2 separate regions of the Homo sapiens genome follow, and region 1 is linked to region 2. Evidence: chromatin contacts called from ENCODE Hi-C or POLR2A ChIA-PET data. All regions are on one chromosome and are shown on one strand. The core of a region is the stretch at or near the end of the contact, and the rest is flanking DNA. Distances in the headings are between cores, read along the strand shown. Region 1 has its middle 22 kb from the start of FAM20B. Region 2 has its middle 60 kb from the start of ANGPTL1.

The links. A loop is a pair of places that touch in the nucleus more often than their neighbours do. ChIA-PET counts read pairs that join two places held with the same protein, here RNA polymerase II (POLR2A). Pooled maps may share reads with other maps.
Region 1: a loop to region 2 is called in a map of ascending aorta, with 2.1 times the contacts of the local background. The contact joins two enhancer-like sites. A Hi-C loop is called at or near these places in 6 of 168 maps with a recorded cell type or tissue (HepG2, aorta, ascending aorta and 3 more), 1 of 37 single-sample maps with no recorded cell type and 8 of 50 pooled maps. POLR2A ChIA-PET finds 5 or more read pairs at or near these places in 3 of 52 experiments (BJ, OCI-LY7 and activated T-cell).

What each region holds. Positions count from the first base shown.
Region 1 is chr1:179,001,575-179,006,562 of GRCh38, forward strand. No RefSeq gene overlaps it. Among named protein-coding and RNA genes, the nearest start is that of FAM20B, 22 kb to the right of the region's middle. RefSeq lists a silencer at 1,362-1,461. Within about 2 kb of position 1,282, at least 5 of the 41 ENCODE cell types and tissues checked have a DNase peak (open chromatin) inside an H3K27ac peak, as active enhancers do.
Region 2 is chr1:178,928,260-178,933,345 of GRCh38, forward strand. No RefSeq gene overlaps it. Among named protein-coding and RNA genes, the nearest start is that of ANGPTL1, 60 kb to the left of the region's middle. Within about 2 kb of position 3,759, at least 20 of the 41 ENCODE cell types and tissues checked have a DNase peak (open chromatin) inside an H3K27ac peak, as active enhancers do.

The DNA of each region.
Region 1 (4,988 bases), core at 32-2,531, 71 kb after region 2:
CCTGAGAGCCATCAACAACATAAGGCTGAGGAACTCTTTGCTTCTCTGGGGAGCAGGAGGGTGGGTGAGCCAGTGAGACATGCATTTGCTGGATTAGACCTCTGGGGACTTTTCCCCCAGCAAAGTCCTGCCTGGCAGGGTGGTTGGCCATTGTGTCAGTACCCACCACCCTCCTGTGAAGGGTGAGCCCCTGGCCCTTGTGGCCTGGGCTGAGGTCTCAACCACCAGCAGCAGTACTTGAGGCTGAGTCTGCTGTAGACTTTAAAAACAGGACTGGTGGCCAGACACAGTGGCTTATGCCTATAATCTCAGCATTTTGGGAGGCCAAGGCAGGAGAATTGCTTGAGCCCAGGAGTTCAAGACCAGCCTGGGCAACATAGGGAAACCTCGCCTCTAGAAAAACTTTTTAAAAGCCAGGCATGGGGCCAGGCGCGGTGGCTCACTCCTGTGATCCCAGCACTTTGGGAGGCCGAGGTGGGAGGATCACTTGAGGTCAGGAGTTTGTGACCAGTCTGGCCACCATGGTGAAGCCCCATATCTACTAAAAATACAAAAATTAGCAGGACGTGGTGGCACATGCCTGTAATCCCAGATACCCGAGAGGCTGAGGCAAGAGAATCGCTTGAACCTGGGAGGCGGAGTTTGCAGTGAGCCAAGAAGGTGCCACTGCACTTCAGCCTGGGCGACAGAGCAAGACCCTATCTCAAAAAATAATTTTTAAAAACCCAGGCATGGTGGCGCATGCCTACAGTCCCAGCTACTCGGGAGGCTGAGGCCTGCTTGAGCCTGGGAAGCCGAGGCTGCAGTGAGCTGTGATCATCCCACTGCACTCCAGCCTGGGTGACAGAGCAATACCCCATCTCCAAAACAAAAACAAAAACAAAAACAAAAAACAGGACCAGCAGGAATAGTCTGCTGTGGATTGGGACCCCTGAATGTTCCAGAGGGATTTAAGTGTGCGGAATTCAGACGTCTTCCCTGTTGTGGCTGGCCTTCCCGCCTCCCCAGCCGTCTGCCCGAATGAGTGCTTACTAATGAGCCAGAGAGCTCTGAGCCGGCCTGTGTAGGGCATCCATGCAGGGCTCCAGGGGCCCCTCTCAGTGAAACAACATGACTGTGAAAACAATCTGCTGCTCTTCTTCTTCACCCTGACCTTGGGTCATTCTGGCGTAAAAGATTACTTTGCTCCCAGCCTCGGGGAAGTTTTTGTACAATTAGCTACAACTCGGCAGAAAGACCCTGCAGAGAGAGCCCTGGGGTCACCAACTCAAGCATGAAAGGACACTGACCCCGTGTGGTCATGTTTGGAGGTGCAGCACGGGGAGAGAGGAAAGGCCCCGGCACGGTCCTTTGGCCAAACGACCCCTGCAGGCCCTCCCTGACCGACCTTGCTCTGTCCCTGCTCACTTCACAAGACCCTGGGGAGAGGACCTGGCCCTATCAGGGCCTGCTGACTCGTTCTCCCCTGGCGAAATGTCCCCACCAGGTGCTCTCAACTCTGGGGTATGACTTCACAGGCCATTTGAGTTCAGATGGGTAAGGCGTGTAGGAAATGAGCTCAAAGGGTAGGATGGATTTTGATGGGGTAAGAAGAGAGTGTTTCTCACTCACCCAAAGCACTGAGCACAGTGTCCCAAACATAATGTGGAGTAAACACGCGCATGCACACGTGCACTTCAGGTGCAGGAGACAGCCTAAGCAGGGGCAGGCAGGCAGGCAGGTATGGAATGTGCATGGAGGGCTGGAGAGTGGAGCTGCTTTTCTGCGGAGATTTCAGGTTAGGTGGAGCACTGAGCTGAATTTTCTAGAAGCTGGATTCCTAAGCCCCAGTTCTGGGCTCTTTCTCTGACCACACAGCTGTGTAGAAGGAAAGGGGCCTGAGTTCTGCCATCTGGGCTAGGAGTCGGTATAGAGCCAGCCAGTTGTAGCATTTCTGATTCCATCTGAATTCCTAACACATCAAAATCAGATTCCATTCTGGACATTCGTTTTTTTGTTGACGCTGTGATTGAGGTCTCATAAAAAGAAGGTGCCATGCCTAGGACAAATGAGGAAGGAGAGGCTCAGAAAAGTTAAATAGCTGTGTCTTAAGTCACAGCCACTCAGTGTGTGAAAAGCCAAGCTGGGGTTTGAACATGATAAAAATACACCATGGCCGCTGGGCTCCAAAGTGCAACCTGCAGCTTCTAAAGGAACTAAAACCTAACTTGTTTCCTTCTCCCCCAGCTCAATCCACTCTCCCCGCTGTAGCAGAGCCATCGCCTCAAGGCAAATTGCATCCCACTGCTCAAAACTGAGCAACTCTTCTCTGGTCTCAGGATAAAAATGGTATGTGTGTCTTGGCTTCACAGACCTCCCTAACCTCACCCCTTGCTCTCGCCACATCACTCGCCATTCTTCCCTCCTGTGACATGGAACTTCAGCCTTGGTTCCATGCCTTGGCCTCCCAAAATGCTGAGATTATAGGCAGTTCCCTAAACAGCCAGCCTCTCAGATGTGGAGGACCTTGATTTGTAAACAAATCACCAGGGGATTTTGATAAAATACAGATTCCAATTCACCAAGCCTGGTTTGGGGGTCCAGGTTCTGAAGCTCTAAGAAGCTCCCAGGTAGTATGAATCTTCCAGGTCCACAGACCACAGGTGAGTAAAGAGGTGCTAAACACACCATGTTCCCCTCACCTTTGACCGCCACCAAACTTCCTTTGATCTGAAACTTTTCTCCTTCCTCCCCAAGGCCCCCTCCTGTATCTTTCACCCGGGTGGTAAGGCTACTTCCTCTCCAGGCCTCAGCTTAGGTGCTGCTGCCTCCCGGAAGTACTCTTAACCCCTTTGAGAATGATTAGGTCATGTCTTATCTGTTAGAGATGCAAATAATCCCAGCACTTTGGGAGGCCAAGGCAGGCAAATCAGCTGAGGTCAGGAGTTTGAATCCAGCCTGGGCAACATGGCAAAACCCCATCTCTACTAAAAATACAAAAATTAGCCAGGCATGGTGATGCACACCTGTAATCCCAACTACTTGGGAGGCTAAGGCACAAGAATCGCTTAAACTTGAGAGGCAGAGGTTGCAGTGAGCAGAGATCGCATCACTGTACTCCAGCCTGAGTGACAGGGCGACACTCTGTCTCAAAAAAAAAAAAAAAAGAAAGAAAGAAAGAAAGAAATGGGTGAAACGGGCCAGGCACAGTGGTTCACACCTGTAATCCCAGCACCTTGGGAGGCCAAGGATCACTTGAGACCAGGAGTTTGAGACCAGCTTGGGCAACATAGTGAGACCCTGTCTCTACAAAAAATACAAAAATTAGCTGGGTGTAGTGGTGCGTGCCTGTAGTCCCGGCTACTCTGGAGGCTGAGGTGAGAGGATCACCAGAGCTGGGGAGATCAAGGCTACAGTGAGCTGTGATTGCTCCACTGTACTACAGACTGGGTGACACAGTGAGACCCTCTCAGAAAAAAAAAAGGAAAAAGAAATGGATGAAATGATAATGATAGGTGGGATTTGTCTTAAAATACTCAAGAAAAAATATGGGAACAGGTACATGAAACAAAAATGGCAAAATGTCGATCATTTTGATTGTTGTTGAAGCTGGGTGATGAATATGTGAGAGCTCATTGTACTATCCTCTCAATATTTGTGTTTGTTTGGAAGTTTTCAAAATAAAAAGCTTTAAAAAAATTTTTAATAGACATAGGGTCTTGCTGTGTTGCCCAAGTTGCTCATGAGCTCCTGGGCTCAGGCAGTCCTCCCACCTTGGCCTCTCAAAGTACTGGGATTACAGGTGTGAGCCACCATACCTAGCCAGAATAAAAAGCTTAAAAAAATGAAGCCTGAGATAAGTGCCTCTCCCATGTACCCCCTTAGGCGACTGTCCTGTCTGCCCCCACCCTACAGCACGTATCGTACTGCCTCATGAGTGTATAGTTTTTCAAGGGCTGAGATTGTACTGTGTTTTGTTCATTTTTCTACACCAGCCCCTAGCACAGTGGTTGGCACAGAGTAAATTCTCAACATATTTTTGTTGAATGATTGAATGAAAATCCTGCCAGGTTATGTTAGTTGGCAGAAAAGAAGCAAATCATTGAAAATGTATGTCGAAATGAAACAACGCATATTGTTCCACCTTATGTAGAGCTGTGCTGCATCTGCTCCTGGAATCCTCTGTAAAGGTCACTGTGTCCCAAGGAAGATTCTGTGTCACATGAGAGAATCCATTTAAATCGTTAAGAAGAAAGCAAATGTAGACACTGGAACTCTGCCATGTATAAGGAAGAAGGGTGAATGGGTATGTGATCCAAAGGTGTTGAAAACAGAGAGTCATTCATTCAATCACCAAATATTGGTTCACTGTCTAAGCTTCAGCTTTGCCTGCAACGCTGGAGACTACTTCTCCAAAGTAGTTACTTGCATGAGATTATATGAATGGAAGCCTGTGTATATTGGCCAAATGAATGAGGCAGAAGTGGGTTTTGCGGGGGGTGGGGTGTTGTTTGTTTTGTGCAGGGATACCCCAAAAGAAAGGGGAGAGAACAGGGCAGTGGGCGAGATGGTGAGATATCTAGGCCCCACCCCAGTGGGACCAAAGGGGTAACTCAGAGCTGGAGGCTAAAGAGCTGACTTTGTAAGACCTGGGGTGTCAGTCTAATGACAGTCTGAGGCAACCCCAGGAACCCCAGGATTCGAGAATGAGCCCTTCTTGGCTCCACTGCCCATACACATCTGCTCAGACCCAGTACTGCTTTAATGTTCTGAGGTCTCTGGGTGACCACCAGCAGCAGGCGACAGGGAAAAAGGCCTGGGTTTTCTGGCCTGAACAATGGGATGAATAGGGATAAACATTGACAGGCATGAGAAATAAAGTGGGAAGAGCAAGCTCAAAGGAGACATAGTGTGTTCACTCACCAAGGCTGTTCACCAGAGAAGCCCCTTTCATGTAAGTGAGAGATACGCTTGAGAAAACCAAAAGAGAGACTCACCTGTTTCCCCCA
Region 2 (5,086 bases), core at 2,509-5,008:
TGAGCCACTGCGCCCAGCCTATTGTTGATTATTAAGAGGAGTATTTCAGCCACATGGGTTAGATTGCTGGAGGCCCTTGTATAAAATGCAGACTTCTGAATGCCACCCCACCAGCCAAATCAGAATCTGAGGCCAGAGTCTGCTGCACACTAAAATGTGCACCTGATTTGCCCACAGCCCAAGTTAAACTAGAAGTAACAGTTGCTGAATTTGCTTTATTATTGCCTGATTGTCAGACCCAAGCTTTTCAGAAACCATTGGCATCTGTGTTAAGCTGTTGTGGGAGAAAGACAGACAAGCAAGTCGTCATTTTTATTGCCAGAAACTATTCTGAGATTTTAATGTGAAAAGTGGAAATTTTTTAATTGAGTTAGAAGAAAAACCTGGAGATTCGTGAACAATTAACAATAGGTGCAATCAATGAACCCCCTGCCAGCCGTTAAGCCTTCTAGTAGCCATGTTTTATGACTTTATGTAACCTAAATCATGTTTTAACAAATTTTAACCACAAAAGCATGGGGTTAGTATTTCCATTTTAAAAGAGAAATGACTACACTTTTGAGGGTGATTGTATCTCCCTGGATCTTTGAATTAGCCTAAGAAAATATCCAAATATGGCCTGGTGCAATTTGAATTGAGACCTCTGATTCTAGACTAACTTGCTAGGGTACAGTTAATGAAGTTCTGTCTCATTCCAAATCAAAATACTGTACTGCACTTGAGTAACAAATTCTATGTGCTTCCTTGCTTTTACTTAAAACTGATTCCCCTCTTAAAGGAAAACTCATTTCTGTCTCTCTGTTTTTCCTTCTCTAAAAGGAGCCTTTTATTCTGTGTTCATATTGGTTAAAGTAGTCTCCGAGTGCCCTTTGTTATTTGAGCTGCCTGGTAGCAGGAGGGCTTCTGCAGTCATGGGACTTTCCCAGGGGCACATCTTACTATTGTTTGAAAGTGACATGAGGTTCCCTGTTACAGCACAAGCTTATTTTACCCACTCCCTCTCTCTGAACTCACAGAAAAGGGAAAAGGACAGTTAGGAGAACATATCAAATGATGAGAGTGTTTCATAACATACTGAGCTGTGCATTTTGAAGCAGTAAAGAGGATTTTTCCAGTAACACTAATCCACAGCAATTTAGAAACCATCAGTACATACACCTGTTCCTGAAGGCAGTCATGAGCTTTCCAGGCTCCTTTAAATATGGAAGAGAAATACCTCCAGTAGTGCCTAAACCAAATAATCTCTCTTCCCTTATACTTCTATTGTTAGAGTTTAATCTTTCATGTTAGCCTTTTTTTTTTCATTTTTTGTCAGTGTGCATCTCACTTTTGGATTTCCACTTAATCTTTCATTTGTTTACAGTGCAGTTGTCTCCCTTCATATTTTATTTAGATCAGTGGTTCTTAAGTTTGGCTGCAATTTAGAATCACCTAGCGAGTTTTTAAAAGTCCCAGTTCTCAGGCTGCACACCAGACCAATTCTATCAGAATCTGTGGGTGGGAGGCCAGGCTAGGATCCAGGCATTAACAATTTTTGAAAGCTCCCCCAGGTGACCTGAATATCTAGCTCAGGTTGAGAACCAATATTTAGATTGTTGGTCTATAAGCATTACAGAGACTTTTGAACAGTGGTCCTCAAACTTTAGAGGGCAACAGAATCCCTGGAGGACTTATTAAAACACATAAATTAAAAATTGGATTAGAAAGGGAAGCATCAGAGGATCCATCCTGAGCTCTGCGTGAATGTGAATGGGGTCCCTTCGATATCATGATTATATGAGTTGGGGGATGGGAGGGCACAAAAGAAGACACCACCCAACCCTTAGGAAGCTCAGGATCTTGCAAAGGAGGTAGAGCTCACACCTGGGCAGCAGCAAGTTTTCTGAGCAGCCATGAAGCAGCAGAGAGAGCCTGGGGCTGACAATGCCTTTACTCCCATTCTGTCAGAGGTGTTTGAACCAGAGCAACTCCATCTTGAGTAGGGGCTGGGTAAAATGAGACCTACTGGTCATCTGCATTCCCAGATGGTTAAGGCATTCTAAATCACAGGATGAGATAGGGAGTCGGCACAAGATACAGGCCATAAAGACCTTGCTTGTAAAACAGGTTGTAGTAAAGAAGCCAGCCAAGACCCACCAAAAGCAAGATGGCCATGAGAGTGACCTTTGGTCATCCGCACTGCTACACTCCCACCAGCGCCATGGGAGCTTACAAATGCCATGGCAATGTTAGGAAGTTACTCTATATGGTCTAAAAAGGGGAGGCATGAATAACGAATAATCCACCCCTTGTTTAGCATATCATCAAGAAATAACCATAAAAATGGGCAACCAGCAGCCCTCGGGGCTGCTCTGTCTATGGAGTAGCCATTCTTTATTCCTCTACTTTCTTAGTAAACTTGCTTTCACTTTACTCTGTGGACTGGCCCTGCATTCTTTATTGCACAAGATCCAAGGGCCCTCTCTTGGGGTCTGGATCAGGACCCCTTTCCTGTAACAGTTCCATCTGGGGCAGATCACCTAACCTCCCCTGAAGTTCCATGCTGACTTCTGCAAAATTGGAACATTAACAGTGTTTTGACTGCTTGCAACAGTGTAGTTACTCGCAAAAGGATTATTTGAAAACATCCATAATTCCCTTTCCCCCTCCCTAACAATAACAAAATATTTTGAAACTACAAAAAGAAAAAATGGTTTTGTATTTGAATGTGTTAAATAGGGCCATTTCCTCTCCAGTTCACTACAGTCCCCACCACTCACTATAGCCTTCTTTTTTTTTTTTTTTTTCACTCTTGTTGACCAGGCTGGAGTGCAATGGCACGATCGCAGCTCACTGCAACCTCCACCTCCCGGGTTCAAGTGATTCTTCTGCCTCAGCATCCTGAGTAGCTGAGATTACAGGCATGCAGCACCACACCTGGCTAATTTTTGTATTTTTAGTAGAGACGAGGTTTCACCATGTTGGTCAGGCTGGTCTCGAACTCCTGAGCTCAGATGATCCACCCGCCTCAGCCTCCCGAAGTGCTGGGATGACAGGCATGGGCCACCGCACCCGGCCCCTATAGTCTTTTGACTGATGTTTCTTTACCAACTCAGGTGTTGTCATGTGATGCCTAGAACTGGGCATCCCATCTTATGACCAAGATAAAGGCTGGCCCTTGAGCAAAGCTGGTCCTCAGAGAACAGAAGGGAAAGATGGAAAGAACCTAGCCCCATAATGATTTTCTTGTGCTACTGAACTAACCCTACAAGAGCCTTACTTCTGGACTTTTAAGAAAGAAAAAAGAAAAATGGGAGAAAGATAGGGAAGAAGAAAAAAGGAGAGAAAGGAGAAAAAAGAGAGGAGAGGGAGGGAGGAAAGAAGGAGGGAAAAAGAGGAAGAAGAAAGGGGGAAAAACATCAGCCACCTTTAAGAATTTTACATGTGCTGGTAAGAAATAATATAGCTTAAAAAATAGATTTCTGCTTGTGTAGCCCAATTTATTAATTTTTAAAACTATGATCAGATGGTATTGATTAGTGGTCTCAAAATAAGGGAGAGAAACACCTATTTCTTGTGTTATTTTTTATTAAAGCAGGGAACAAATGGGACCTTCACAGTCCTTAAAGATGAAATACCCCCAAACCAAACCAGAGTTCACTGGCAAAGCAAAGCAGTGTCCTTACATCTCGGAGGGCCCTGACCCGCCTCTGTCCCGAACCCCACCAGCAGCGGCTCTGCTAGAAAGGGAACATTTTGTTCCTTTATTGTGGTAAACCAGACCCAGGGCCCCGCTGGTTCTCAAGTCAGCTGTGAAGCTGACACACTGCCTCTCAGGGTCAGTTTGGCCCCCACAGCAGGCCCTGGGGAAGCAGCCACGCCCTCAGCTCCCTTGGGGCCCTGTCTTCCATTCCTTAACAGGACCAGCTTCTTCAGAGACTCTGGACTCTCATAAACGTTGAAGCCAGATTGTTTCCCTCTTTGCTTTTGTTTTGATGTATTTTTAAATAATTAGGCTTTTACTCTCAAGTATTTTCATTCTCCATCACTGGCTGAGGGGCAGCTCTCACACCACACTAGGGCAAGGCATGCTACTATGGTATCCAGTAAACAGTTGCCAAACAAAGTCAAAAGTTCTCTTTGGCCAAAGCCAAAATCAAGTTCTCTTTTGTACTTGTTGTTCTTCCATCTGCCCTGAGCTATGTCATAGCTGTCAAAATATGTCACCCCCTGCACCTCCGTGCAGGGTTTAAGAAAAGCAGCTCCTTGGACTTTTGCCAGCGACTTTCTTGCAACATCTTAATTATCCATTTTTTGCTTAGCAAGTAAGTCTAGAAAGAACTGCTTCTTTTATTCTTGGAAAGTAAGTACTTGGGAATGTTCAATGAAAACCAGTATGTGCTGAACTCCTGCTCTGTGCTAGGTTCTGGGGAAGGGGAGGCAGTCCCTGACCAAGGGGATCTCACAGTCAGTGAGGAGAGTGTCCCCTGAGGTCGCTGGGAAGAAGCAACACATTTCCCTGTCCAGTGGCAACTACCTCCTCATCACCTAATCCCTGCGCCCGGAGCACAAACTCATCCTAAGCAAAGGCAACTGAGCAGCTGTTTTCCTGTTCACCCCACCTCAGGTCCTCACTACTTTCCTACCGATACCATTCTAAGTTCCCAACGCATTTTGTGAAAGTAAGTCAGTTTGATTCATCATATAGTCATTGGTTCTGATGTTGTGGTTCTAAGCTTATTTTATACATTGTTATCTAATTTATTCTTTCTTAACAACCCTGTATAGTAGAGATACTTCTTCTTGAATTACAACCAGAAAATTTGGAGAGGTTGAAGAACTTGCCTACAGTCACCCAGTAAGGAGGTGGAGCCAGGATTCAAACTCTGGTCTGATTCTCGGCCCTGGTGGACACTGGCTTTCAGAGCTGTAACTTGCAGTTTTGGTGCCCAGAACCTGCAGCACAAAAGCTCCGCAAATGACTTTGTGATTTATTATGAAACTCAAAGAAAGAACAAGCTTCCTACTTTAATTTTCCTTGCTAATGACAGTTTTCAGCTGAAGAAATCCATGTGCTGTCAACATGTAAATATAACCTTTTTTTTTT